Linked DNA regions of Homo sapiens: region 2 is linked to region 1. Evidence: read pairs that join two places in POLR2A ChIA-PET (ENCODE). Cell type or tissue: OCI-LY7. All regions are shown on one strand. Each heading gives the region's core, and the rest is flanking DNA. Links, peaks and the distances in the headings are about the cores only. Region 1 overlaps SIPA1L1 (signal induced proliferation associated 1 like 1). Region 2 overlaps SIPA1L1 (signal induced proliferation associated 1 like 1).

What was found. Peaks named below come from ENCODE experiments on the same cell type or tissue, not always from the same donor. Only the 100,000 strongest peaks of a DNase experiment are listed, where the experiment ranks them.
Region 2: POLR2A ChIA-PET joins it to region 1 with 5 read pairs; 2 of 35 experiments call an interaction of 5 or more read pairs at or near these places.

What each region holds. Positions count from the first base shown.
Region 1 is chr14:71,591,917-71,607,268 of GRCh38, forward strand. All of the region lies in intron 5 of SIPA1L1 (signal induced proliferation associated 1 like 1), which reads left to right. Among named protein-coding and RNA genes, the nearest start is that of SNORD56B, 200 kb to the left of the region's middle. RefSeq lists an enhancer at 13,546-14,303. In OCI-LY7, for the core only: no CTCF peak of the experiment used is centred there; a DNase peak (open chromatin) is centred at 6,185; H3K27ac peaks cover 798 bases.
Region 2 is chr14:71,502,566-71,517,917 of GRCh38, forward strand. It overlaps SIPA1L1 (signal induced proliferation associated 1 like 1), which reads left to right. Exons shown (of 24, transcript NM_001386936.1): 3 at 10,178-10,280. Among named protein-coding and RNA genes, the nearest start is that of SNORD56B, 110 kb to the left of the region's middle. In OCI-LY7, for the core only: no CTCF peak of the experiment used is centred there; no DNase peak of the experiment used is centred there.

The DNA.
Region 1 (15,352 bases), core at 3,486-8,485:
CTTAGTTTTTAATAGGAACAACGTTTATCTTTTGTACTCATATTTCATCAGCTTTCATGATTAAATTTCATAATTAAAATAGCAAGTCAATTGGTATAAACAGCTCACTCTTTGTCAGCATGAGGTCCAGCTGGCAGGAACAGAAAGTATGTATGGCACCTAGGGATCACCCACTAGACTGCTAGTGCCATTGGGTATTTGTCAGCATGGTTTGCAGGGAAATTATGAGCAGTGGTTAATCCAGGAAGTTGTTCAGTGGAAGTCAGTTACACAGAGTGGTTACTGTAAGAGCTTTTCTTGGGCCACACAACTTTCAAGTCAGACAGGCAATTTGTTACAGTATGATAATATACCACAAATAGTGGCTCTGGATAACAAAATTTGGAGCAGAAATTAAGCTCTGTAAAGTATAAACTGTACATTTTAAAAATTGTTGTTTATACTTTTATATAGTATAAAACATATCTAAACAAACAACTCTGTCTTATAATAGACAACTTTGATTCACTGAAATTAGCAGACTAACTCATTTTTCCTAATCAGAACCTTAAAGCAAGTCTTCTTGTTGAAGGAGTACATCAGTGTCAGATGTAATTTATCCTCTAGCACCAAGGTGTGGCAGAGCTGACCTGGCTGTCACTCAGCCGCTTATCACCGGGTAGTTTCCATTTGGCTGCCTAATGCATTCCTGACTTCACTGTGGCTAAGTCTCAGGTGGGGAGGGGGTGGAGGGGGAGTACTTTACTAAAGTATGCTATACAGCTGATATTATATGTAAAAATCATATTTGGCTGATGAAGCTATAATCACTTTATTATTATGTTGTTTTTATAAACATTATTTTACAAATTTAGACTTCAGAGGCTATTTTAGTCCAACATAGAAGCCAGGTCCATTGCTGGAAAAATACTGGATCAGTAGAGGAATCCCATTGTTTGTATTTAGTAAAATAAGCAACATGCCATTGATGCTTTTCTTTCCAGTCCTTTCTCATGCCCACTTCTCTTTGCCATTTTGCTAGTGAGTGTATGTTTATATTGAGAACCAGGATTAAATGACAGTAATAATATAGCTAACATGCATCATGTTACTTCTTTGTACTTTATTGAGTTCCTCACTTAATGCCCATTGGACATTAAGGTGGATCTGTACTGGTGATAGAAGTCCAAGTGATAGCCACATCCTCCTTATGGAGGCACAGACTAGGCAGTAGGGCTGCATTCAGATTAACCTGAATTACTTATCTTCCTTTGAGTATGTATGTGTTTTGTGTTATTTATTTATTTATTTATTTATTTATTTATTTATTTATTGAGACAGAGTCTCACTCTCTCACCTACGCTGGAGTTCAGTGGCACGATCTCCGCTCACTGCAATCTTTGCCTCCTGGATTCAAGCGATTCTCGTGCCTCAGCCTCCCAGGTAGCTGGGATTACAGGTGTGCAGCACTGTGCCAAGCTAATTTTTGTATTTTTAGTAGAGATGGGGTTTCACCACGTTGGCAAGGCTGGTCTCAAACTCCTGGCCTTAAGTGATCTGCCTGCCTTGGCCTCCCAAAGTGCGGTATTACAAGCGTGAGCCACCGTACCTGGCCTTTTGTTTTCATTTAGATAGTCACCATGATCAGAGTACTAAGGAAATTTATAAGTGGAAAATACTAAGTTATAGAATAATTATAATGTTGCCTATATCCTGCATAGCTTGTTGAGGAGGAGACCCTTTCCAAGCCATTACTCATCTTGGTTTCTGTGGCCCCACAGGACTTCTTCAATTTTGCACCGAGTGTATAATTGTCTATGAAGTGTGTTCTCCTTGAATCCTATAGAGAGGAATGCATTAATGAAGACAGAGGAGCCCATGGGCTCTTGGCAGTGGCATTTGTTGCTCCACTGATCAACAGTGTTGATAGGCTTGTCTTCATGGTAGGTGGAGTGTTACTCTCAAAGTCAAGTTACTGAAGATGCTGTGATAGGGAAGGGCCTCCCTCTACTGCACACTGCCCAGGAGAAACACAGTATCTGGTCTGAAGCGCATCTAAGAGTATTTTCCCATTCCTTAAAAGAGGGACGACTAATGCTTATGCACCTAAATATTCTTTGGATAACTGTAAGCCACCAGATTTGATTGTTCTTACTGTTCACCTTCCTTCTCCTCCTCCTCCATTCCAAAACACATACAAATCAGGTTGAACAGTGATTGAGGAGACAAAGCACATTTCAGTTGCTGTTTTCTGTCTTTACCTCTCACCCTCTTGTAATCAGCCATCTTTAACATAGTTTCTTTAGAATACCACACTTATCTTGATTTGTACTAAAGTTACAGCTTTAGCACTCTCATATACTCTCAATTTTGCTATCAAGAGCTGTTTTTCAAGTTCCAGTCTGTCAAATAAGCATCATTAAATAGCTGTTATAAATTTTAGTGGATTATTTTTTAGTGCATATAGAACATCAGGGAATATGATTAGCTAAATATATTTCTAAAATTGTGTGCTTATTTTGTTTATTCAGTTTTTTTTGCTTTTTAAAAAATCCTTCTGCTATGTAAATATTAGGCTTGAGAAAAGTACCATAGAATGCCTTACAATTCAGTGTTCTTTAAATATAATTATTCTACTTCTAGTTTTTTGATGTGGACAGTTTTAGATTTCAGATAAATGGTAAACTCCAAGGTCAATGAGTCTGTTCTGCTGAACCATGTTGTGTTCTACGCTGTTGAATTTAGCAGTTATTTTCTGCCAAAATGAATTGAATGGTGAAAGTTTTTATACATATATAATAATTGTTTTAATGCCCTTGCCTTTCATGTTTTTATTGAAGTATTTTTCAATGTAGTTTCATTTTTAAACACTCTATTTATATATAATCTATGTAATTCATTCGAAGGTAGCTCTCTATGTATTCCCTCACAGGGAGATTTGAGGCACTAAATGCCTTCCTGAGAAGCTAAGCTAGGAGTGTGTTTTGCTGCTGTCCTTTTATCTGCTCAGGGCTTCCAGAAGCAAGAAAGCTAGTAGTAGGTATTGTGGTTTTGTGTGTTTGCTCTTTGGAAAGCAGAGGTCCTCTCTTTTCTTCACTGTGATCTCAAAGTCCCAGCGTGGCTCAGCTGCAAGCGTGGCTCAGCTGCACCCTGATCTGGAAGGCTTTCACAGTGCCTGAGCCTCTCAAGCCAGAGGTTTTTGGAAGCTGCTTAAAAGGGCGTGGGCTTCAACTGCTCCTACATGTGTTTTATTTTAAAATCAAGATAGGCCATCAAAGACCACACTAGTTCAACACTTGACTTTATTAAAGGTCATCTTTTTAAGAGCCAGTCATATAAAAACAGAGTTTGTTTTGCAGTAAAGCTGGTGATGAAGACATTTTCATTGTGTCATTCATCAGCCCCTTTAGAAAGTTCACGTGAAAAATTTATTTTAGAATTTGATGCCAGAAGTTGAAACCGGTAGCTACCAAATGCCTGCCTTTCTGATGATAGGTATTTTGTGTGTGTGTTTTGTTTCACTGTATGTCTAGTTTTACTTCAACTCCCAGAACCAAATTTGATGCTCAACTATACAGCTTTGATTATTAACACATCTGCTTCCACTTTCATCTTTTATTTTCCTATTCTGTTTCATTAGCATGATTTATATATATCCTGTATCATTAATGACCTCAATTCTTTTTGGAAAAAGATGATTAGCCTACATTTATATCCAAATAAAACGCCTTTGTCCCCAGGCTTTCTCCTTAGTTCCGGCTGCATTTCTCACCAGCTGTTAATCTGCCTCTACCCAGATGGCTACCTCATTGGCATCTGTAACCCATGTGCAGAGAGATTTGGAGTTCACCATTTTTTCCCCTCCTCATCATTGCTCTCCTTCTGTAAATTAAAGCTTCTTTGATGCCTCCTTTATCTTCATTGTGTTCAACCTACGATCTCTAGTCTACCTTCAAATTGCAGGTAACTTCTGTTCCTTCTGTCCCATTCCCAATTCTTTATGTAACTTCAGGGCCTCATGCTTCTTACCCAAATTCTAGGTTTCTTAGTCCCTTTATAGTCTACCCTGCTCAAAATCTAACCTTTTGTCTTTGCCAGATAGTCCTTTATTCAATCATGTAACAAACATGTGGGTCATCTGAGAGGCAGATGCTGAGACTATACAGGACTGCAAGTGGTTAGGGGCTTGGATGAGAGTAACTTAGGTCTGTGAAAGATAATTTCGCAGAGAAAGGCTTCAGTCCTTCAAAGGAAAGAGGAGACAAAGGAAGATTAGGCAGGGAGAGCCTCAGACCGTGATGCAGGTCTGACAAAGTGTCAGTCAATGCAAAGGGTCAAAAATGAGCATTAGAGAAGCATTACTAGAGCATTACTCCTTGTTGGGGAGTAATAGCCAGGTCCTGTTACCCCAGCATGCTCAGCTATTGACTAGGGGCTGCCCAGGAGGAGTGTGGCCCAGCTCAAAAATTGTAGTAGATTTGAAGGCACTGCATCCAGAGACTTTTAACTAATCCTATTTCTTGTGACCGAACTGGTTGCAGGTTCTTTCTAGAAGGGAAATCAGAGTGTTGCACCAACATACAAAAATGTATTATCCAATTTACTATTGTTAAGAGTACCTTCATTTTTTTTAAAGTAGTTTTAAAAATTAAAATAACTGCACATTTATTCACTCATTTGTCCATTTGTTCAGTCATTCAAATAATATTTAGCATCTATTTTGTGCCAGATACAGTGTCTGGAGGAGAACAAATAGAGATACACCTCTGCCTTCATGGTATTTATAGCCTCCAATTAGTGCAGTTAAGATGAATGGGAAGCTATTAAACAGACGTTTTTTAAAAAGTCTTCTACAATCTCTTTGCTTCCTTTGTTGGAACTCTGTTTTGATGGGTGGTGAACCCCTGGACTTATCTTCCCTTTTTTTCTCTTTTGTAATTTCAATTTCTTTTTATTTTTGTTCTGTACTCATCAATTTCATCTTATGACAAGCAGTTGCTATGTAGTTCTGTACGTTCTATCAGTCCTTTCAGTGAATTTTATTTTTAGCAGTCATATTTTTAATCCCCCAATAACTCATATTTTTTTTGTTTTTAGACAGGGTCTTCCACTGTCACAGGCTGGAGTGCAGTGGCGTGATTATGGCTCACTGCAGCCTCAAAGTCCTGGGCTCAAGGGATCCTCCCATCTCAGCCTCCTCAACAGCTGGGATCACAAGCGTGCATCATCACGCCTGGCTAATTTTTTTAGATTTTTTTTGTTTGTTTGTAGAGATGTGGTGTCACCATGTCACCCAGGCTGGTCTCAAACTCCTGGGCTCAAGCAATCCTCCCACCTCAGCCTCCCAAAGAGCTGAGATTATGTACGTGAGCCACTGCACCCGCCTTATAGTTATCTTTCATAATCGTTTTTTCTTATATAACCTCCCCTCCCATTTCTCTATTGGTATTAATTAAGATTTTTTTCTAAGTTCTTTTTCTTGAGTAACCTGTATCTTCCTGTTTGTATATTTTACTTTTCTTATTTTTCTTGTTTTTTCTTCTTCATGCTGTTAGTTGTCCAGTGATCTTTATCACATTTATGAATAAATGCTGAGGTGGCTTATTGTAAATGGCTTGGGTTCCCCTGCAGCTCCCCAGCTGATCTCTTCTTACATAGGAGAAGTAGTGTAACCTTGTATAGGAAGGTGTCCCTGTGGAGTAAAGGAGCAATGATCAGGCTGCACGATAGAAACCCACATGTGTGTCAAAATTAGAAGGGTTTTATCATGTTCCACTCTTGCATGGAGCTGAGTTTCCTTCCCCTGCCTCAGGGTATACACTGGAATAGGTTACTCTTCCTTTCCTCTCTTGCCTACCTGACAGGCTCCTGCCTGTCCTCCAGGGTTATGCAACCCTCTGAACCCCTCTCCTGCAAGGTTTAGATGCTCTCCCACCACTGACCTGACCCACCCTAGCACCTCTTGTTCTGCATGATGATTTCTATGCTGCATTAATTCACAGCCAGCCTAAGCATGCTTTGAAGGTAAGGGCCACAGAATAGAAGGTCAGGTTTTACAAATGAATGAATGTTTGTTGCTGAACAAGGCCTAAAATTTATTGAGTTGAGGAGCCAATATGTCTTGTATTCATAGCATCAGGAAGAAAAAGGTAGAGGAAGCCGTCTGTGTATATGGCCTTGTGTTATACTCCAGACACTGAATAATATGTTGCAGTTCCTCTTCCTCTCTTTTCAGGAAATGACATTACAGACAGGTCTGTGTGTGGTCATGGTGGTTACCAAGACCACCAATTGATCCCCACAGGCACAAAACGCCATCACAGAGACTGATTTTTACTATTGTAAACTTTACTGGACACAACTGATGGAAGCTAAAATCAGTGAATGACTGTTTCAGGAGAAATGGGAGGAGAAGCAGGATTTGCATGATCTCCAGGTATCTCCCTTAAGACATTCGTAAACTACAGGAGGAAAGATAGTAACTTTATGGTGGAGAAACCTGGCAGACACAGCCTTACCTAAGTGAATCAAGGTTGTTATGAACCTCAGGACGCACTGAGAAGGACACATCATTTCTGTAGTCCTCTTGCCCAAGAGGCACAACCCCAGCCCAATCACTTGAAACTATCAGACAAACCCAAATTGAGAGATAAATACTCTTCAAAGCTGTCAAGGTCATGGAAGACAAGTAGACTAAGGAACTCTTAGAATCTATAGGGGATTAAAAAGACATAACAACAAAATGCAACATGGGATTCTGAATGGGATTGGGGGGATTGCACATAGTGGAAACACTGGTGAAATTCGAATAAGAACTTTAGTTAATGGTATTGCACCAATGTTAATTTCCCAGTTTTATTTGTGAGGGAGGATATCCATCACCTTGAGTATCATTTCTATGTGTTGGGGACATTTCAAGGCCTCTCTTCTAGCTATTTTGAAATATATCAGTAGATCGTTGCTAATAACTATAGTCACTCTAATGTGCTATTGAGCATTAGAACTTTTATTGTCTAACTGTTTGTACTCATTAACCACCCTCTCTTCATCCTCCCCCACTTCCACCTACACACCCTTCCTGGTCTCTGATATCTATCGTTACACTCTCTACCTCCATGAAATCAAGTCTTTTAGCTCCCACATGTGCCTGAAAACATGCAATATTTGTCTTTATGTGCCTTGCTTATTTCACTTAACATAATGATCTGCAGTTCCATCCATCCATGTTGCTGCAAATGACATGATTTCATTCTTTTTTTTTTTTTTTTTTTTGAGATGGAGTTTTGCACTTGTCTCCCAGGCTGGAGTGCAATGGCACGATTTCGGCTCACCACAACCTCTGCCTCCCAGGTTCAAGTGATTCTCCTGCCTCAGCCTCCCGAGTAGCTGGGATTACAGGCATGCGCCACCATGCCTGGCTAATTTTGTATTTTTAGTAGAGACGGGGTTTCTCCATGTTGATCAGGCTGGTCTCAACATGATCCAACCTCAAGTGATCCACCCGCCTCGGCCTCGCAAAGTGCTGAGATTACAGGCATGAGCCACCACGCTGGGCGATTTCATTCTTTTTTTTTTTTTTTTTTTAATCACCAAATAATGTTCTGTTGTGTATACATACCACATTTTCATCATTCATTCATTGATGGACATGTAGGTTGATTCCATATCTTTGCTATTGCAAATAGTTTTGCAATAAACACGTGAGTGTATGTATCCTTTTGATATGTTGATTTATTTTCCTTTGGATAAATACTCAGTAGTGATTGCTGGACTGTGTGGTAATTCTGTTTTTAGTTTTTTTCCATACTGTTTTCCATAGTGGCTGTATTAATCCATCAACAGTGTATGAGTTCCCTTTTCTCTGCATCTTCACCAACATCTGTTGTCTTTTTGTCTTTTTAATAATACCCATTCTAACTGGGATAAGATGATTATCTCATTGTGGTTTTGCTTTGCATTCCTCTGATAATTAGTGATGTTGAGCATTTTTTTTTATATACCTATTGGCCATATGTGTGTATTCTTTTCAGAAATGTTTATTCATACTTGTTTTAATAGGATTATTTGTTTTTTGTTTTTGTTTTACTGTTGAGTTCCTTGTGTATTCTGGATATTAGTCCCTTGTCAGATGAAGAATTTGGAAATATTTTACCCCATTAAACTCATGGTTTCTTCACTCTTTTGATTCTTTCTTATGCTGTACAAAAGCTTTTTACTTTAGTATAGTCCCATATGTCTATTCTTGTTTTCGTTGCCTGTGCTTTTCAGGTCTTAGCCATAAAGTCTTTGCCTAAACCAATGTCCTGGAGCATTTCTCCTTTGCCTTCTTCTAGTAGCCTTATAGTTTCAGGTCATATGTTTATTATGTCTTTAATCCATCTTCAGTTGATTTTGTATATAGCGAGAGACAGGATTGTAGAATTTTCCCAGCACCATTTATTGAAGAGGGGAAGAGGGTGTCCTTTCCCCATTGTGTGTTCTTGACACCTTTGTCAAAAATTAGTTGGCTGTAAATATATGAATTTTTCTGTATTCTGGATTCTGTTCCATTGGTCTTTGTGTCTGTTTTTAGACCAATGCCATGCTGTTTTGATTACTGTAGCATCGTAATATGTTTTAAAGTCAGGTAATATAATGTTTCCAGCTTCATTCTTTTTGCTCTGGATTGTTTCGTCTCTTCTGCCTCTTTTTTGGTTCCATATGAATTTTAGGATGTTTTTTCTATTTCTGCAAAGAATGACATTGATATTTTGAATGAGGATTTGCACTGAATCTGTAAAATGTTGTCATTTTAATGATAATAATTCTTCCAATCAATGGGCATGGGACATGTTTGTGTATTCTTCAATTTCGTTCAACAGTGTTTCGTAGTTTTCCTTATAGAGATCTTTTACAACTTTGGTTTAATTTATTCCTAGGTATTTTTCTTTTCTTGTTTTTTGTTTTTGTTTTTGTTTCTGTTGTAGATGGGATTGCCTTCTTGATTTCTTTCTCAACTAATTCGTTATTGGTGTAAAGGAACACTACTGAATTTTATGTTGATGTTGATTTTGTATAATGCAACTTTATTGAATTTAATGATCCAGATCTAAGATTTTTTTGGTGCAGACTTAAGTTTTTTCTAGATATAAGATTATATCATCAGCATAGAGGGACGGTTTGACTTCATCTTTTCCGATTTAGATGCCTTTTCTTTCTTTCTTTTACCTGATTGCTCTGGCTTGAACTTCCAATACTGTATTGGAGTGGTGAAAGTAGACATCCTTGTCTTGTTCCAATTCTTAGAGGAAAGGATTTCAGCTTTTCCCCATTCATTGTGATGTTAGCTGTGGGTTGGTCATATATGCCCTTTATGATGTTGAGGTCTGTTTCTTCTATGCCTAGTTTGTTGAGAGTTTTTATCATGAAGGGATGCAAAATTTTACCAAACAATTTTATGTGTATTGGGATGGTCATATGGTTTTTGTCCTCCATTCAGTTGATGTGATATGTCATACTTATTGAGTTGCATATTTTGAACCATCTTTGCATCTCTGAGATAAATCCCACTTGGTTATGGTGTATTATTTCTTTGGTGTGTTGTTGGATTCAGTTTGTTCATATTTTGTTGAACATTTTTGCATGTATGTTCATGTGGAATACTGACCTGCAGTTTTCTTTTTTTGTTGTGTCCTTATCTGGTTTTGGTATCAGGGTAATGCTGACCTCATAGAATGAGTTAGGTAGAATTCCATCTTCTTCAGTTTTTTGGAATACTTTGAGGAGAATTTGTATTCTTTATAAGTTTGATAGAATTCAACAGCAAAGCCATTGGGTTCTAGACTCTTCTTTATTGGGAGACTTTTTATTACTGCATGATCTTATAACTTGTTATTGTTTTCTTCAGATTTTCTACGTCTTCTGGATTTGATCTTGATAGGTTGTATGTGTCCAGGAACTCATCCATTTCCTGTACGTTTTTTAGTTTGTTAGTGCCTCTGATCTTTTGTATTTTTGTAGTTATCAGTTGTGATGTCTTTTTTTTCATTTCTGATTTTATTTTGGTCTTCTCCCTTTTTTTTTCTTGGTTATCCTACCAAGTGGTTTATTGATTGTATTTGTCTTTTCAAAAAAAACAACTTTTTATTTTGTAGATTTTTTTCTATTGTGTTTTTAGTCTCTATTTTGTTTAATTCTTCTGTGATCTGTTATTTCTTTCCTTCTACTAATTTTGGATTTGGTTTGTTCTTACTCTTCTAGTTTCTTGAGGTACACCATTAGATTGCTTATTTGAAATCTTTATTTTTGATGTGTTGCTCATTGTTATAAAATTATCACTTAACACTGTTTTTGCCATATCCCATCGGTTTTGTACATTGTTTTTTGGTTTTCATTTGCTTCAAGAAATTTCTTCATTTTCTTTTTAGTTTCTTCTTTGACCCAGTGGTCATTCAGGAGCATATTGTTTAATTTCTATTTATTTTTACAGTTTATAGAGTTTCTCTTATTATTGGTTTCTAGTTTTATTTCATTGTGGTCTCAGGAGATACTTGATATTATTTCAAGTTTTAAAGTTTTGTTGAGACTTATTTGGGTCCTAACATACAGTCTATCTTGGAGAATGTTCTATGTGCTGATGAAAAGAATGTGTATGCTGCAGCTACTGAATGAAATATATTCTGTAAATGTCTGTTATATCCATTTGGTCTAATGTGTAGCTTAAATTCAGTGTTTCTTTATTGATTTTCTGTCTGGATGATCTGTCTAAGGATGAGAGTAGGGTATTGAAGTCTCTAACTCAGGAGTCCCCAACCACTGGTCTGTGGCCTGTTAGGAACCAGGCTGCGCAGCAGGAGGTGAGCAGCAGGTGAGCCAGCATTATCACCTAAGCTCTGCCTCTAGTCAGAACAGCGTCGGCATTAAATTCTCATAGGAGCGCAAATGAACCCTACTGTGAACTGCACATGCGAGGGATCTAGGTTGTGCCCTCCTTATTAGAATCTAATGCCTGTCCCCTGTCCCCACCATCCATGGAAAAATTGTCTTCCATGAAACCTGTTCCTGGTGCCAAAAAGGTTGGGGACCACTGCTCTAACTATAATAGTATTGGAGTCTTTCTCTTTAAATCTAATAATGTTTTGTTTATGTATCTGGGTGCTCTGGTGGTGAGTGCAGATATGTTTAGAATTGTTACATCTTTTTGCTGAGTTGATCTATCTTATATAATGGCCTTCATTGTCTCTTACTTTGTTTGACTTAAAGTCTGTTTTATCTAAGTCTACCTATTCCTGCTCACTTTTGGTTTCCATTTCCATGGAATACCTTTTTTATCCTATTACTGTAGTTTGTATGTTTCTTCAGAGGTAAGATGAGTTTCTTGTGGATATTATATAGTTGGATCATATATATATTTTTTTTCAAATCAGCCGATCTATATCTTTTCTGTGGAAAATGTAATCTATTTACATTCAAGGTTATTATTTATAGGGGGGACATATTTCTGTCACTTTATTAATTGATTTCTAGTTATTTTATATATCGGTTTCTTTCTCATGTTATTTACCACTGTGATTTGGTGGTTTTCTTTTTTTTTCTTTCTTTTGAGACAGATGCTTACTCTGTTATTTAGGCCAGAGTACAGTGGTGTGATCATGGCCTACTGCAGCCTTGAACTCCCAGGCTTTAAGTGATCCTCCCACCTCAGCCTCCTGAATATCTAGGACTACAGGCATGTGCCACCATGCCTTACTAATTAAAAAGAAATATAGCCGGGCATAGTGGCCCACGCCTGTAATCCCAGCACTTTGGGAGGCCGAGGCGGGTGGATCACGAGGTCAGGAGTTCGAGACCAGCCTGGCCAAGATGGTGAGACCCCATCTCTGCTAAAAATACAAAAAAATCAGCCAGGCACGTGCGTGTAATCCCAGCTACTCAGGAGGCTGAGGCAGGAGAATCACTTGAACCTGGGAGGTGGAGGTTGCGGTGAGCCGAGATTGCACCACTGCACTCTAGCCTGGGCAACAGAGCAAGAGCAAGATATATATAAATATATATATATTTATATATCTATATATATTTATATATATTTATATATAGATATATTTATATATATTTATATATATATAAATTTTTTTTTTTTTGAGACAAAGTTTTGCTCTCTCAACCAGACTAGAGTGTAGAGGCCTGATCTCAGCTAACTGCAACCTCTTGCCTCCCAGGCTCAAGTGATCCTCCTGCCTCAGCCCCCTGAGTAGCTGGGACTATGGGCACATGCCACCACGCCTGGCTCACTTTTATATTTTTTTATAGAGATGAGGTTTCACCATGTTGCCCTGGCTGGTCTTGAACTCCTGAGCTCAAGCCATCTGCTCCAGCCTCCCACAGTGCTAGAACAATATAGGTTTGAGCAACTGCACCTGGCCTTAGCTAATTTTTTTAAAAATTTGTTTCTAGGGATGAAGTCTCACTATGTTGCCCAAGCTGGTCTCAAACTACTAGGTTCAAGCATTCTTTCTGCCTCAACCTCCCAGAGTGCTGGGATTACAGGTGGGAGCCACTGCACCTGGCCAAGTTTGGTGGATTTCTGGAGTGGTAACATTTTTGTGTGTTTTCATGTTGGTAGTAGTTATCATTCTTTCACTTCCAGGGCTAGGACTCACTTAAGCATTTTTTTTTAGCACTGAATTTAACACTAAAAAAAGATGAGTTATCTCAGCTTTTGCTTGTCTTGGAAAGACTCTTTTTCCTTCATTTATGAAGGATAACTGCTGAGTATAGTAGCCTTGGCTGACAGGTTTATTTATTTATTTTTTTTCTTTTTTTTCCCCAGCACTTCTAATATATCTTCCCATTCTCTACTGGCTTATAAGTTTTCTGCTTAGAATCCACTGTTAGTCTGATGGGGGTCCCTTTATAAGTGACTACACACTTTTCTCTTGCTATTTTTGTCTTTGGCTTTTGATGGTTTGACCAAAATGTGCTGTGGAGAAGACCCTTTTTTATTGTTTCTGTTTGGGGATCTGTAAGCTTCCTGTATCTGGATATCTAAATCTCTTGCTAGACTTGGAATGTTTTTATCTTATTATTTCATTAAATATATTTTCTAACCCTTTGATTTTCTTTTCACCTTCTGGGACTCTGAAAATTTGAATATTTGATTGCTTTATAATGTCTCATGTCACATAAGCTTTGCATTTTTTTATTCTTTTTTTGCAATTTTTGACTGACTATGTTATTTCAAAAGATCTGTCGTCAAGTACTGAGGTTCTTTTTTTTCTGCTTAATCTAGTCTATTGTTGTTGCTTTCAAATGTATTTTGTATTTCATTCAATGAATTCCTCACTTCTAATATTTCTGTTTGTTTCTTTTTATAATTTCTATCTCTTTGGTAAATTTCTCATTCATATTCTGATATATTTGTGTTGTTTTTCAGTATTTGGTTGTATTTCACTGAGCTTCATTAATCAACATTTTGAATTCTTTTTCTAGGATTTTGTATATTTCTTTTTGTTTGGGATCTGTTGCTGGAGACTTAATTCTATTCCTTTTAAGATGTCATATTTCTTAGTTTTTTCATGGTTTCTATGTCCTTACATTACTATGTACACATCTGATGTAACAGTTGCTTCTTGAAGTTTTTTGAGTTTACTTTCATGGGGACGGACTTTTTCTGAAAATGTATCTGTAGTGCTGATTGGGTAGGGCATTTTGACTTTGATTCTGGGTGCATGTAGTAGTATAGTCTCTGTATAATGTCTTTGTCTGTAAACAGCATAAGTTGTGTCTGTGATTTCCTCAATAACTTAGGGTACAGTTGTTAATGGAGGCTCTGCTGAACTTTTGCTGGTGCCTAGGAGGTGGGCCAATCGTCGAGTCCAGTGGTAGCAGTGTTGGACTGAGTCTGTGTGTGTCTGGGCCTCAGGGCAGCAAACACCAGCACTTGTGCCAGCAGGTCCTGGCAGGTTAATTCTGGGGCTACAGGTAGCTTGCTTGGATACCAGTAATGTTGGCAGTGGGCTGTACAGTTGTTGGAGTCCTGGGCCCTGGGAAGCAGGCATGATAGGGGTGATAGCAGTAACAGTAGTGGGATGACCCTCTGAGTTCTAAGTGGTGTGCACTGGTGTTGGCCATGGCTATGGTGGGCCGAGAAAGCTTGACCTCTGCCTCCTTGATGGCACATGAAACACTGGCTATGGTGGGCAGGGGCTGAGTTATCCCCAGACCCCTGGAAGATTGCTCAGGTGGGGATGGCAGTGGCTGCTCTGTGGCTGTGCTCCTGGGGGTGGCGGGATTGCTTTCAGTAGCAGCAGCCACATGCAGACGGGTGGAAAACATGCCCTTCCCTTGTGCTTCAGCCGCGGTGATGGCAGCCCACAACAAAGGCACCTGCAGGCCGTGAAGTCTGTCTGGGCATGTGAAAATGGGTGATCTTCCTCTGCTGGAGGAAGGGGGTTTGCTGCCAGGTGGCCCATGCTTCAGCCCTGGTGGTAGCAGTTTGCTGTGGCAGTGGCTGCATATAGGGGATGTTGGTGGGGTTCCAGGAATGTGGAGATGCAAGTGCTGTTGATCCCTAGGGCAGGGTGCAGTCTTTTTGGGACTAGGCTGTCAAAATGGTGTCATTATGCATGCTGTAGCTGCGTAGGACTCAGGAGGGTATGTTGGACCAATTGTGGGCTTCGTCCTGAGCACTGCCCTGGCACGGTTTCCAGGCATCTCCTTATGTTTGTTTCAGGGCCTGCAAGGGTCATGGGGCTCTTCCATAGCTAGGATTACAGGAGTGAGTCCACAATGGAAATGTGGCTCGTGGGGGATCTCTCACTTACCCTGCACTAGGGAGTCTCTCCACGCTCCCAACCGGTCCCAACCAAGCAGGTTCAATTTCCTGGTTTTGACAATGATTATTGTACTGTATGTCGTTATGTAAGATGTTAGCACTGGGGGAGTCTGGGTGAGCAATACGGAAATAACCTGTACTATTTTTGTAACTTTTCTCTGAGTCTAAAAGGAGTCCAGATAAAAAGTTAAAACTTTTTATTTTTTTCAGGCAGAAGAAAAAAATAAAAACAAATAAAAACCTTCATATACAGTCATATACATGCATAAACACAGGAACCATAGAAGATGTGACACCAAAAGATTGGCTAGATGATTGAAGCTTAAATAGCACCTCCTTCATAGTGTAGAGGGAATTGGGGGATGTAGGCAATTGTGAGGGTAGTAAATGATTTTCAGGGGGAATGAATGAGCCCAAAGAATAGATAATGTCCTGGAACAAAGCTTCTCCGAGTTCCAGGGGGAGGTGACAGGAAGGTGAGGGGCAGAACTTCACTATGAACAATGGTGGTTTTAATTTGCAGATAAACTTGCCCAGGTAATTTCCAGGGACTGCCCTCGG
Region 2 (15,352 bases), core at 5,947-10,946, 87 kb before region 1:
AAGCCCAGAAACAAAAATTTTTGGCTATTAGGGTAGAGTATGTTAAATATGAAAACTTGTCAACATTTAAAACATGTTGCAGATAACTAAAATAAAATACTCTTATTCCTAGTGACCCATTTAATCCAGAGAGACTATTTTTCACCTACATTAGTGCAAATGTAGTTATGGTTTAATATACTTCTCAGTTTTATCATCCTTGTGTTCTCGTAAGACTCCTCTAACACCGTGTTCTGCCACATGTTAATGAAGTTCTTTATGTTTCTTTCCCTGTTATACTCTGATTTTCTTAAGGACAGGAGCTGCTTTTTAAATTTCTCCTAGCATAGTGCATTCCTTATATTAAATAATCAGAAAATATTATCTCCATATTTTATAAAAGACTTAGTAATAAAATTCCAGAAGTTTTGAATTCTTATGCATGTCCCCCCTTGCTGTAGGACAGTTAGTTGCAATTCTTGTATGATGTAACATGAAATTTTGTAGTCATCATGTCCCTGACCTCTATTGAAAAAATGTGCTTGATAAATTTTAGCATGATGAAGTTTGTATGTCTGAGTTTAGCTTCAAATGGTGTAGATAGTATTATTTAAAAATGGGAAGATCTGGAGTTCTTATATCTAATAGTATAGCTCATTTTATCCTAAGAACAATGCATGTGAAAGTAAATTACAAAGTTATACAACTAGAAGGTCATGATGGAATTTTCTGGCATGTTACCTGTTTTTGTTTTGATGCTGAACCCATGTGTATATTCAGTCACTTTTAAATGTTCTCTGAGTAAACTGCTGTCCTCAATAAGCTGATTATGCTGAAGAAACATTTTAAGATGCTGATTTCATTGACTTGATCATCCTTTATATTTCCAACAGTATAGGCAGAAGTAGTAGAATACATTTATTGGTTGGCAAATTCAGTTTCCTTATTTGTAAAACATTTAAAAATTTGTAGTGCATCCAGTTCAGAGTGGCTAATTGTGATTATGGTAATTGCCAAAGGTGCTTGACGCTGTAAATGTTTCACATATTTTTCTTTAATGTTTCTAGACAACCCATTTGTTGAGATTAAAACACCAAAAAAATCGTCACTGAAATTGTTAATATGTATGTATATATTTATTTACTTTTGTAAACTATGTTGGAATAATTTTATATTTACAGAAAAGTTGCAAATGTGTTAATATGTATTAAATTGCCCTGAGTGATAGTTACTTATCTAGTATTTCTCTTAAAAGTTTAATATTTTTATTTTTTTTGAGACAGAGTCTCGGTCTTGTCACCCAGACTAGAGTACAGTGGTACAATATTGGCTCACTGCAACCTCTGCCTCCTGGGTTCAAGCGATTCTTGTGCCTCAGCCTCCCAAGTAGCTGGGATTACAGGTGTGTGCCACCAGGTGTGGCTACTTTTCTGTATTTTTTGTAGAGACAGGGTTTTACCATGTTGTCCAGGCTGGTCTCAAACTCCTGGCCTCAAGCGATCTATCTGCCTTGGCCTCCCAAAGTGCTGGGATTACAGGTATGAGCCATCGCGCCCAGTCCTAAAAGTTTAATATTTTTAATAAAAATATTCTTGTCTCTGATCTTGTTCAATAAAAAAAAAATTTAAAGTTTTTGTGTTTAAATGAAAGTATGCTGTTTTCATTATCCTTTTTCCTTAAATGTCATTTTTCCTGTGCTGTAACATGACCGTTACTCACATGGAGTGCTGTGAAATGTGTATATGTAAGATTTATGTTCTGCATTTATGAGCATGAATAAACGTTACTGAATCAGAACCGTGGGGATCATTTAGTTATAGAATCAGAAATCTGGTGAAATGTTCACAGTTTCCTATTTTTATAAAACAGAGTAGTTTAAAACTGCATATGCCAGCTTTCCTCTCTCTATTCTCTACCTCCTTTTCTGTTGTAGTTATATAGTAACACGTGAGGGAAGTTGGTAAGGACCAAAAGATACCATATTTTTAAAAATAAAAGATACCTTCTATTGTAAGGCACACCATTATCTTATGTATTATTAAGGAAAAAAATGCTCTGTGAGGAATTGAGTTGAATCTGGGAAAATTTTTAAAAAAGAAAAAAATGCAGCCTTCTAAACTATGGCACATTGCTAAGATGCCAGGAAATATAAGATGCGTACTGATTTCAGTGATGTTGAAGTGAAGAAAAATGTGAATTTTAGATCCATTCCAAACATTCCTTGCTCTAACAAAATTATTTTATTTGGGGTTTAACTTGGGACTTCTACCTTTTTTAGAAGTCAGTAGAGAATCATTCATTTGAACTCTGGCTTTTTGCTAAAATGCTGTTGGAGACGTGTTCTAATCAGTATGTCTGATTTTAAGAAGATATGAAAATTTTTAATGAAGGATCACTTTTGTAGACAAATTTGAGTGCTTTTTGGGAGCAATGAAAAGCCATGTTGTGCTTCATGTAACCTGAGTTCTTGTGTTATGTGGCCTCCAAGAGCCATTTTGTAGTTTTCATTCTCCTTTGCATTTTCATTGTTTCTCTTTACTGACCATTCACTTTCCTTAATATTTTGTAGTTTAAAAAACTTTTCTCAACCTTGATTCTTTTCCAAACTATCACCGTTCTTTCATTCTTTGCCCAGGTGATCAACAATTTATTTCCCCGCATTGCCTGGGTCACTCACAGATACTTCCCCACCTCATTTATTTAATAAGCAGTTCTCTGTGTAAGATCTGTGTCTCTACCATTTTGCTGAAGTGCCTCTCTCTTAGGTCCTTAGTAGCTTTCTAAGTTTCTAAAGCTGGTGACCTCTTTTTATTTCATTTGTGAAAACTTACCGTTACTGCTGTCTAACATTGGGATCTCACAGCTCTCTCTTTCTTCTTTTTTTTTTTTTTTTAGCACTGTCGCTATAGGTTTTTGTCTCTGTGTCAATCTTGTTATCCCATGATGCCTAGATTTTGTTTCATCTACTTTATTATTAAAATAATATTGAAAAATAAAATGCTCCATAAATGTATCACTCCAATATAATACTTATTTGAACTTTGAGTTTTTCCATCTTTGTCTTGGCCTAGCTTTTCATTCTTTACCTAGTGTACTTTTAATCTTGGTAGGTATATTACAAGTTGAACATCTCTAATCCCAAAATTGGAAATTTGAAGTGCTTTAAAATTTAAAACTTTTTGAGCACCAACATGATGCCGCACGTGGAAATTTCCACACCTGACCTGATGTGACAGTTTGCACTTCATTGATGTTTCGGTGTACACAAACTTTGTTTTGTGCACAAAATTATTGAAAATATTGTATGAAATTACCTTCAGGCTATGTGTATAAGGTGTATATGAAACATAAATGAATTTTCATGTTTAAACTTGGGTCCCATCCTTAAGATATCTCATTATGGATATGCAAATATTCCCCCCCCCCAAAAAAAAAATCCCCACGAAAACGTAAATTCTGAAATGCTTCTGGTCCCAAGCATTTTGGATAAGGGATACTCATCCTGTATTCTGTTTTCCACCTTAACATGGTATCAGTTATTTTTCCAGGTTTGCACACGTTGTCCCATTATTGTCACATGAAAGAACAAAAAATTATAGGTTATAGTTTTGTTGCACCATAATTTTCTATATATGTCTATTGTTGGATAATTGACTTGTTTCCAGATTATTTGTGTTTTGCTTCAAAAACATTGTAGTAGAATGTATATTTGTTCCTATAACCTTTTGCTTCTGTTGTATTATTTACATAAGATCCTTTTCTGGGAGTGCCATTAATTACTTGTCCAAGCAAATACATATATATATATTTTTGGAGACAGAGTTTTGCTCTTTTTGCCTAGGATGGAGTGCAGTGGCGTGATCTCGGCTCACTGTGACCTCTGCCTCACAAGTTCGAGTGATTCTTGTGCCTCAGCCTCCCAAGTAGCTGGGATTACAGGGGCGTGCCACCACACCTGGCTAATTTTTGTACTTTTAGTAGAGACGGGGTTTTACCATGTTGGCCAGACAGGTCTCGAACTCTTGACCTCAGGCGATCCACCCGCCTCAACCTCCCAAAGTGCTGGGATTACAGGTGTGAGCCACCGTGCTGGGCCAAATGTACAAAATATTATTTTGCTAATTTAGTAGTTGTACAATGATGGTACTTCATTTTTGCTTTAATGTTTATTTTTTTGATTGTTAAGGGTATTTTTACATGTTTAATATGGAATTTATATTTCTCTATGAATTCTCTCCATATTATTATCTCACATTTATCTATTTTGTAATCTTTTTTTTTTTTTTCCTTTTTTTTCTTCTTTGACACAGGGTCTCGTCTTGTTGCCCAGGGTGGTCTGGAACTCCTGGGCTCAAGCGTTCCACCCACCTCTGCCTCCCACAGTGCTGGGATTACAGGCGTGAGCTACCTTGCCTGGCCTGTTTTGTAGTCTAATGCAAAAGCCATAGCAGAGGTACCTATTTTATATTGTAGAATTTCTAAATTATGTTCTTTTTAAGCCAAATGTGCAGAGATATTACGCTTATTCACAGTCTGATGGCTTTTGCAGTGTAATGCCTTAAATTCTTGCCTTCTAGGTTAAATGGGCCTTTTTGCTCTCCTCATGACATAAAAATTTAGAGGAAAACTTGGTAACTTTTTCACTTTATTAACTGATCATTTTTGTTAATATGACAGCACAACGTACTCTCATAGAGTGCAGCAGTTGGAGGGAAATTTTGTTGTTGATTTGTGCCTAATTTTTTTTTCCCGCCTGTTTGTTTCATTTGAAAGTGTTTTTAACATGTAAGATGAATTTTGTCATATGATAATTCTGGTCAATGAAAAATGTCTTCCAAGACCTTGATACAGCATTTACATTGACAGTAATTAAGACACTCATCTTTCTGTGTTAACCTTAATCAATTGATGTGTAGTTCAGTTTCGTGGGTAGTTTAGACTTGAATTTGGTTGTTAAGTAGATTACTTTACAGTGGACCATGATCTCTTTCTATGGCTGGAGTGTCACAACTGAATGAATTTTTGCTGTAATCTGTGCACCATCAATTTAACTCATTTTGAAATCTGTCTTGACCATCTTACTCCTTGTACTTCCTTTCTCTTACTGTTACTTACTTACCTTTCAGTTTCTCATACTGACTTGAATTATGGTTATTTCCTAAAGTTCCTTCATTATTGCCATTTCCTTTTAATATATTCTTTTTTTGTGAACTCAGTCTTCTTTCATTTTAACATATGTCAAGCTCCCCTAAAGCTATAACTCTAGCCCTGTCAGCCTTCTCTTACCAGCCAGAGGTCTGTGTTTTCAGCTCCTCTCTTGACTCCATCATTCTGCAGCGGACTCACAAACTTAAGTGCCTGCAGGGGCCTGGCAAACAATGGCAATGAGTAAAAGCAGGCCTTGGGATAAGAGGAAATATTTTTCTACTGTAAGAAAAAAAGAGGGCAAGTGGGACGATAGAGGGTAACCGGCATAAGCTCAAGGTGAGGAAGACAGTCTTGGGGACTGTGGAGAGGAGGAGAATGCCTGTTTCATGCTGGCCATTTGGCTCCAGCCACCATTGCTGTTTGGGAATGTGGCCTCAAAGCTATCAGATCTACCAGTTTTTCAAGAGAAGCTGTTAATCTGTATTTTCATTTTAAATACATGATTTTAAAAAATGGAATTGAATTTCTGTAAAACACTCCATGGGTCAAGGAAAATATGCTCATGGACAAAGTTCTATATACAGGCTCTTAATTTGTAATCTCCTCCAGTAAAGGTGGCACTTTAAGTTTGGTATGTTACTAACTATCCCTCCCCATTTTTCTCTTGTTTCTTTGTTCATATAATAGACCATCCATTCAGCTTCTTAACACCTCCTCACCTCATTACTTCTTTATTTGGAAAAGGGATCTGGGTCATGGGAAAGGCTTTTTCTAATTTAAAGGAAGTTTGTACATGTTTATAAGCCGAAGAGAAGCCAAAGAAGTGATTTTGGAAAGAGAGAAGATACTAGAACATGGTATGTCCACTGGGGATGGCATCCAGGGTAGAGAAGCCAGCCACAGAGTTCCAGGAGCTGATGCTGATTCACCTTGCATACTTTTATTTCCGAACAAATATGTTTTAACCAAAAAGTTTTCTTTTTTCTTTTTATGCATATCATGTTTCCTTGAATTTCTTGAGGGAATTTATTATACTTTAAAAAACATAGTCTTTGTTTTTTGTATGAATTTTTTTTAGGTATTCTTGAGTTCAGTACTCCTTTTCATGTTGCTGATTTTCATGGGATGAGTAGCGATTGTCATAGATTTATTTGTAGTAAGTGGTAGAACTAAAAAGTTGAATTCAGCTTTGCTGTAAAGACTTTTATTCACCTGGTAGTGCATGTAGACTGTTATTACAGAAGCCATGGTGAGTGTACCCTGTTGAGTAGTGTAGATTTTCCCATAAGATGTGTGAGTTTTAATTCCCTGGCTCACCATCCAAGGCCTGCTGCTTCTCCCAGAATCGGCTGACATGGTTAGTTATTCCTGGATTCTGCTAGGAAAATTTATTTGAAGGTCCGTCCTCTTACTTGTAACGAGTTACAGTTCTCTTGGCCCTATGGGGTTTGTCCTCGTGCTGTTTCCATATGCTTTCTGTTTCTCAGAATTTTTCACTGGTCTGGTCTGCTGATATCATCTATATTGGGATTTCCTGTACTTCCTGAATTTCTGTTTTTATTTTCTTATTAAGTTGAGATAGGATGGAAAAAAGGTAAATTTTTAGGTTGTATTTAAAAACAAAATCTTTCAACAAATTTGAACATCTAATTGGTTTCTATTAGTTATTCATGAACTGGGAAGCATACGTCTACAAATTTGGAGCTCCATTGTGCATGGCAGAACAATTGTTTTTTTGTAAGGTAGCATGAGCAATATCAAGGAAACAAGCTGGGCACGGTGGCTCACGCCTATAATCCCAGCGCTTTGGGAGGCTGAGGCCAGTGGATTGCTTGAGGTCAGGAGTTCTAGACCAGCCTGGCCAACATAGTGAAACTCTGTCTCTACTAATAATACAAAAAATTAGCTGGGTGTGGTGGCAGGTGCCTGTAATCCCAGCTACTAGGGAGGCTGAGGCAGGAGAATTGCTTGAACCCGGGAGGCGGAGGTTGCAGTGAACTGAGATCACGCCATTGCACTCCAGCCTGGGCAACAAGAGTGAAACTCCATCTCAAAAAAAAAAAAAAGAAAGAAAAAAGAAAGAAAGCTCAAGCAAACAGTACAATATAAAAGAGCAGATTTGTTAACATCAGGTTATTTCAGGTTACTTTTCTTTTAAGGGTTAAAGCAGAAGAGACAGGAACTTCCGTATCATGCCAGTTCAGGTTGACTGGGCTCTTCTGGATTGGTTTCTGTGAATCTCCTGGGTTTTTTTGGAAACACTGGCCTGTTTGGGATTTATCTGTTAATAAAGTTTCAACTTGACACAAGTGCCCCCACTTTGATCTGGCCTGCTGGAGCCTAATGCAGAAGCTCAGTTCAAAACAGTGGCCTCCTGTAAATTTTATTTAACAGTTCTTGGCAACTTTGAACCAAAAATCTTTTCTCTTTATACAGCTTGCTTTTTTGTTTCTGCTCATGCTAGTTCCCCTTAATCCCCCCCACCTTTTTTTTTTTTTTTTTTTTTTTTGTGAGATGGAGTTTCACTCTTGTTGCCCAGGTTGGAGTGCAGTGGCACGATCTTGGCTCACGGCAACCTCTGCCTCCCAGGTTCAAACAATTCTCCTGCTTCAGCCTCCCAAATAGCTGGAATTACAGGTGCCCGCCACCACGCCCAGCTAATTTTTTGTATTTTTAGTAGAGACAGGGTTTCATTATGTTGGCTGGGCTGGTCTCAAACTCATGACCTCAGGTGATCCACCCAGGTCGGCCTCCCAAAATGCTGGGATTACAGGTGCGAGCCACCACGCCTGGCCTAATCCCCTTTCTTTATGTACAAATCTCAAACATAATATACTATTTACTGTTAATATGTCTGTGACATTGCTCATAAGATTATCTGGCATAGAATGTTTTTGCCCTATTGTTTTGCCTGGGAATTATTGCCAGGGGTGCATATAGCTCAGTAACTCAAATCAGGGCCCAGTACCACTTCATAGCTGTGTCACTTTTGTGAATTGTGTATTTAGCTCCTCCATCCCTCCTGAGAATTATGGATAATAATAGTATGTGCCAGTTAATGTTGGTATGAACCAATCGATGAGACAGTCAAAGTAAAACATCTGGGACATAGTCCTGAAACATTATTAGCTTAAAATGGTTGAGTGAATAAGTACGGGCCTTGACAGCTCAGCTCAGGTGTGGCATTCCATTTCACTTTGCCTGATTTTCTTCCAGCCCTCCTCCCCTTTCCCCAGATCCCACATCAGAACTAATGTTACCCTGTCTTTCCCTGAAATGTTTTTCATACAGAGAGTTTAGTATACTTACCATTGATCTACTTTTCTTTTAGTTAGTTGGGGATTATTTCAGTCATTATGTATGATCTTTCAGTAAACAAGGGATGCCTTTGTTCCCCAGGTGAATTGAATTAAAGTGCCTTTTTCCTTGTATGACTTCAAATTTAAAAACCTTTAAAACTCACAGTGTTTCCCATGTTGCCTAGTGTGACATAAGAAGTATATGTTTAGTCTCTGACCTGGGTTCCTGGCACAGATCTAAAACTTCTAAAACTTCTTGACTGATAGGGTATGACAGGAGCATTTTCAGCCCCCCTCCCCCGCCTTTCCTTTTGAGACAGGGTCTCACTGTTGCCCAGGCTGTAGTAGAGTGGTGTGAACACAGCTCACTGCTGCCTCTACCTTCTGGACTCAAGCAATTCTCCCACCTCAGCCTCCCTAGTAGCTGAGACTACAGGCGTGGGCCACCATGCCTGGCTAAATTTTTTATTTTTTTTTTGCAGAGTTGGGGTCTCACTTTGTTGCCCAGGCTGATCTTGAACTCCTGGGCTCAAGCAATGTGCCCACTTTTACATCCCAAAGTGTTGGGATTGCAGGCATGAGCCATTGCTCCTGGCAGGAGCATCTTTTGTTACAGTATTTGGTCTTAGTCCTTGGTTCCTGACACAAGAGCTTCGAAGACCCTTGACCTCTCAGGAGTGATAAGAGTGTCTTTTTGTATATTAATACGATGACTAGTGGTTGAAAACCCCTGAACCGCTTTGGAATGGGGACTGGTTTCCTGGGTAATCAGTCATGTGAGTAGAGGTTTGGAACTTTCCATCCCATCCCGTTAGCTCCATGGAGGAAAGATGGGCCGGAGGTTTAGAGAGTTTTCCAGAAAACTCTTCAAAAGGACAGCCTCAGAGAGCTCCCGGGTTGGTGAACACATTTAGGTGCTGTGCCCCGAGAGGGCTTGCCTCCTCCCTTACCCCACGATATGCATCTTCCATTTGGCTGTTCCTCACTTATATCTTTGTAAAAAACTGGCGAACAGAAGTACCTGTTTTCTGGAGTTTTGTGAGTCCTTCTAGGAAATTCTCAAACTCAAGGAGGGGGTCATGGGAAACTCCCTTCCCACCTCCCACGCAATTTATTTTCTGTAGGTAAGAAATACCTGAGGCCTGGACTTGATGGTTAGCGTCTGAATTAGGAACAGCCTTGTGGGATCTAAGCTATGAGGACTAAACTCTGACCTTTTTGTCTCTTGCCCAAATTCCTACAGGGGTCTGGGAAGTCACTCTCTCTAAATCATAAAATCTCATCAACTGGGTTTTACTTAACCAGCCTGACTGGCATAACATCACATGACAGATAAAGGAGGAAATGGAAATATTTTACGTTAAAATATGTTCTTTCACGAGGTCAGGAGATCGAGACCATCCTGGCTAACATGGTGAAACCCCGTCTCTACTAAAAATACAAAAATTAGCTGGGCATGGTGCCACGTGCCTATAGTCCCAGCTACTCGAGAGGTTGAGGCAGGAGAATTGCTTGAACCCAGGAGGCGGAGGTTACAGTGAGCTGAGATCGCGCCACTGCACTCCAGCCTGGCGACAGAGCGAGACTCTGTCTCAAAAAAAAAAAAAAAAAAGGTTCTTTGCCATATTTTGACATGGCCCTGCAATGCCATCTTTTGTGTGTGGGGGGAAGCCGGGGTTGGGGGGGTTGGGAGGGGGGTGGGAATGTGCATCTATAAAGAATCTCTGTTAACTAGATCTTTCCCCTTCCAGGCCCTCCCTATCCTGAAGACATTAGCTGAGAGTCTGGCACCTTTTAAAGGTCTGATCATCAATTGTCTCTCTGGGCGGCCACCTATGAGACTTCATCTGTGTGGTAAGAACTTTTGTCTCCATAGCTCCTTATCTTAACTCAGACACTCCTTTCTGTTTATTCCAGTTCTTTAGATAGTAACTCCTTCAACCAATTGCCAATCAGACTTTGAATCCACCTGAGACCCACTTCCCCCAACCCCCTCAAGTTGTCCCACCTTTCCAGATCGAACCAATGTATACCTCACATATACTGACTGATGTCTCGTGTCTCCCTAAAACTAAGCTGAAACCCAACCACCTTGGGCACGTATTCTCAGGACCTTTTGAGACTGTGCCTCAGGCCATGGTCACTCATGTTTGGTTCAGAGTAAATCTTTTCAAGTATTTTACAGAGTTTGGCGTTCTTCATCAATAGCTAACTCCAGGTAGACAGTATCACCGTAGAATTGAACTGTAAGACATCTGGTTGGTGTCTTGGTGTCTGCCAAGAATTGGACACTTGGTTGTTGTGGAACTCCCCATTCCCTATTTGATGATTTGATGTTGGAATTTGTTGGTGTGTGTAGAAGAAACATAGTGTTTCTTTTTACCTAGTGTATCAGTCAGGGTTCTCCAGAGTGTGTGTGTTTATAAATACAAATATATTTATATGTGTAAAGAGAGAGACAGACATACAGACATGGAAATAGATATTGACCGATTTTTGTTTTGTTTTGTTTTAGAGGCAGGGTCTCGCTCTGTTGCTTAGGTTTGTGTGCAGTGGTGCAGTCATAGCTCACTGTAACCTCAAATTCGTGGGCTTAAGGGATTCATTCTCCTACCTCAGCCTCCCAGGTAGCTGGGACTAAAGGCACGTGCCACCGTGCCTAGCTAATTTTTAAATTTTTCTATAGAAATGGGGTCTTGCTATGTTGCCTAGGCTGGTCTCAAACACCCGAGCTCTAGTGATCCACCTAGGCTTCCCAAAGGACAGGGGTTACAGGAGTAAGCTACTGAGACTGGCCTGACTGATTTCAAGAAAGAAATTGGCGAGTAAGCCAATTAGGGATGACAGTTAGGGATGGCAAGTTAGAAATCTGTAGGTCAGGCTAGAAACTCGCAGATAGATGTTGATGCTGCGGTCATGACGCAGAACTTCTTCCTTGGGAGTCCTCCGCTGTTGCTCTAAAGGCCTTTCATTACCGGCGGCGAATCCGTACGGGTCTGCAGCAACCTCAATTCTTGCCTCCTCAGAAGAAAAAAATTGACTGAGGGGCATAAGGCAGAAGAAGAGACCGAGGCAAGTTTTAGAGCAGGAGTGAAAGTTTATTAAAAAGCTTTAGAGCAGGAACAAAAGGAGAGAAAGTACACTTGGAAGCGGTGCAGTATCTGCAAAGATACTGAGGGTGACTTGAAGGACAAGTGTGGGGTTTGACCTTTTGACTTGGGGTGTTATATGTTAGCATACTTCCAGGGTCTGGCGTCCTTTCTGCCCTGATTCTTCCCTTGGAGTGGGTTGTCTGTATGCACAGTGGTCTGTTAGTGCTTGGAGGGGAGCATGTGCAGTGTGTTTACTGGAGTTGTACATAACGCTTGCCTGAGGCATTCTTCCCTTACCAGCAGAATGTCCCTAGAAGGTCATACTCTGCCATTTTGCCTCTTAATGCACATGCTTGAGGTTATTCACCCACCCATTGAGAACTTATTAGGAAGCTGCTGATCACCAGTTTCAGGTGTTTCCTATCTATAGGGAGACTACCTTTCCCTGGTGCTGCCTGCAACTTATTGTTATTTTAGTGAGGCGGTGTGACAACTGCCTGTCCACCACTTGATGGTTGCCTAACTTTCCTGGGAGTGTGGGGGCCCAGTCCTGCCCTATTTGTGTCTGACTAGCTGCCCTCTCTGACACTCTGATGAGGCCCACCCACATTGTGGAGGATAATCTTCACTTAAAGCAATTGAAGGTAGATGTTAGCCCCCTCTAAAGAATACCTTCTCAGCAACACCTAGATTAGTGTTCTATTAAATAACTGTCCACGTTAACATATAAAACTAACCATCACACCTAGTGTGCTCTCAACCAGTGTAAAAGACACTGTGTGCTAAGGATTATATCAATAGATTTTAGACTATAGATGCTGATGTCATCAAACATCCAAATGAATGTTTGTGCTTCGAGTTCTCAAAAACATTTCTGTTCTTAGTGACAGGAGAGCATGTATGGTGATGGAGAGTTCTGTGCATGTTTATCCTACTTGTCTGAGGAGGCTGTTCTCCCCCATTTTGAGTAGTTAAATATGAAAGTTATGATTTGAGCCTCTTTCCTTCATGCTTATGTTTAGTGAAAAGATCTGTATATTGGCTAAATTCCAAAAATTTCATAAAGAACCTGATTATTTAGAATTCAGGCCAAATACACAGTTGTTACTGTAGAGAGGAAAGCAAACATTGCTTTCTGATTTATTCAGAGTGCTCTGAAGGAGAGAATGGAGAATTCGTGTAGCAAAATTACGGCTTAATAAATTCAGTGACTGCTAAGCTGATACCCTTAGTACATACCCTTGAGAATGAAAACTAATGGTTTGCTGAAACATATCTCTAGTGTATTCTATAGCAATTCATTTTTTCTGTTAACCTGTATAATTGCTTCTTACATAAGTAAAGATGTCACCTCTACTTAAAATGAAAATCTCTTCTATGGGCTATGGAATTGCTCATTTTGAAATAGTGCTGTTAGAAAGCAAACAATGAATTAGAGCTGAATCAGCTAGAACTGTCACTTGATGTCTCTATGTAACTTACCATCTGTTTTAAAGATTTCGTACATACTGTAACCCACATAATATGGTCCATAATATTCTAAATTCTGAACATTATTATATAATATTTCTTTTTTTTTGAGATGGAGTCTTACTCTGTCTCCCACGCTCTACTGCAGTGGCGCGATCTCAGCAACTTCTACCTCCTGGATTCAAGCCATTCTCCTGTCTCAGCCTCCCAAATAACTGCTACTACACGCACATGCCACCAGGCCCAGCTAATTTTTTTGTTGTTGTTTAGTAGAGATGGGGTTTTACCATGTTGGCCAGGCTGGTCTTGAGCTCCTGACCTCAAGTGATCCGCCTGCCTCAGCCTCCCAGAGTTCTGGGATTACAGGCGTGAGCCACCAAGCCTGGCCTATTATATAGCATTTAAACCCAAGAAAAGTAGATAGTTATCTTTGATGCCAAATTTAACTGTTTACTTTATGATGTTTTCAAACTGTTAAAATGTGTTAACTTTAAGTGGTATAAAGAACCCTTTGCTTTAAGGGTGGTTACTAGGCCTCTAAGTGCACCTCACTCTAACTTGGATCAGGTCAGCTTGGCAATGGTGACACCAGTGCTGATTGAAATCAGACGCATCATGGATAGAACTCTAAGCATTCTGCTCATGTGATGTTGTTTTTGGTTTTGTTTTAAAATCCAGTTATATTGATTTGAAGAGTTTAATTATTTTGGTTGAAATTATGCTGTTCTTAAATACATACATATTTAAACAAATTGATACACTCTACTTGATCTGAGCCTGAGAGAAACAATCTCACCTGTCCCTGTAGCTGAGTAATAAAATAGCAGGATTTTTTATTAACCTTTTTTTCTGAGACAGGGTCTTGCTTTGTTACCCATGCTGGAGTGCAGTGACACCATCGTAGCTCACTGCAGCCTTGACCTTCTGGGCTCAAGTAATCCTCCCACCTCAGCCTCCTGAGTAGCTGGGACTACTGGCATGTGTCACCATGCTTGGCTAATTTTTAAATTTTTTGTAGAGATGAGGTCTCCCTGTATTGCCCAGGCTGGGCTCAAGCAGTCTTCCTGCCTCAGCCTCCCAAATTGTTGGGATTATAAGTGTGAGACTTACTTTTTTTAAAAATGCCTTTTTTTTTTTGGCTGGGTGTGGTGGCTCACGCCTGTAATCCCAGCACTTTGGGAGGCTGAGGCAGGCGGATTGCTTGAGGTGAGGAGTTTGAGACCAGCCTGGCCAACATGGCAAAACCCCATCTCTACTAAAAATACAAAAGTTGGCCTGGTGTGGTGGCGGGCGCCTGTAATCCCAGCTACTCAGGAGGCGGAGTCAGGAGAATTGCTTGAACCTGGGAGGTGGAGATTGCAGTGAGCTGAGGTTTCATCGTTGCACTCCAGCTGGGGCAACAGAACGAGACTTTGTCTCAAACAAACAAACAAAACAAAAACATTTTTTTTTCTTTTAAAAAACCACAGTGTGAATGGTGCTTTCTCAAGAGTTTTAATTGAAGTTTGGGAATGTAAGTACCTTCTTATAAATAAAAATGACATCTATGGTTTTGTTTTATTTCGTTTAATCTAGTGTGTGCCATGGACTCACTGTCATTTTCAAAACTGGGGGATCACATTATTGTATCTTGGTGGACATAATTGTATATGTCTTGGAAACATCTAGAATACCTAGTACAAAACTTTTGGGAAGCTTTTAATGACTATTAAGTGATACTGGCCCAGTCTTCAGTAAGCTTGTAATGTAATTAAAAAAATTTTTTTTGGTTTATTACAAATTTATTTCGGCATAGGTACTGAGGGACATTGTCCCCTTGAGTTTTTTCACTTGATGCATTTAACATCATGGTTCACTGATTTTCCTGCAAACAAAACCACATTCTGTTTTCTTATTTTACTGTTGGAATTTGAGTTGTTTGCAGTTTTCTGTGGGTATAAACAATTATATGTGTCTCCGGGCGACACGTCTCTCAGTGAACATAAATTTAAGAGTGAAATTGCTGGATGGTAGGATATGCCGTACCATCTGCCTACCTAACATCTTGACTGCCTTTCAAAGTGATTGTACCAATGTACATTCCCACCAGAGCATCTGAATGTTTCCATTGCCCCACAGCTTTGCCACATTCTTGACATTGTTTGACTTTTTAAATTTAGTCAAGCTAGTAGTGTGAAAGGTGCTTTTCATTTATATTTTCCTAATTACTAAGGAAGGAAACTGAGCATCATTTTTTTGTATTGAAGGACTTTTTGTATTTTGTAACTTTTATATATTTTTCTCTCGGATTGTTTATCTTATACATTTATAAGAGTTATATACTCTGGATACTTATATTTTGTTGATATGATTTTTAATTTGTGG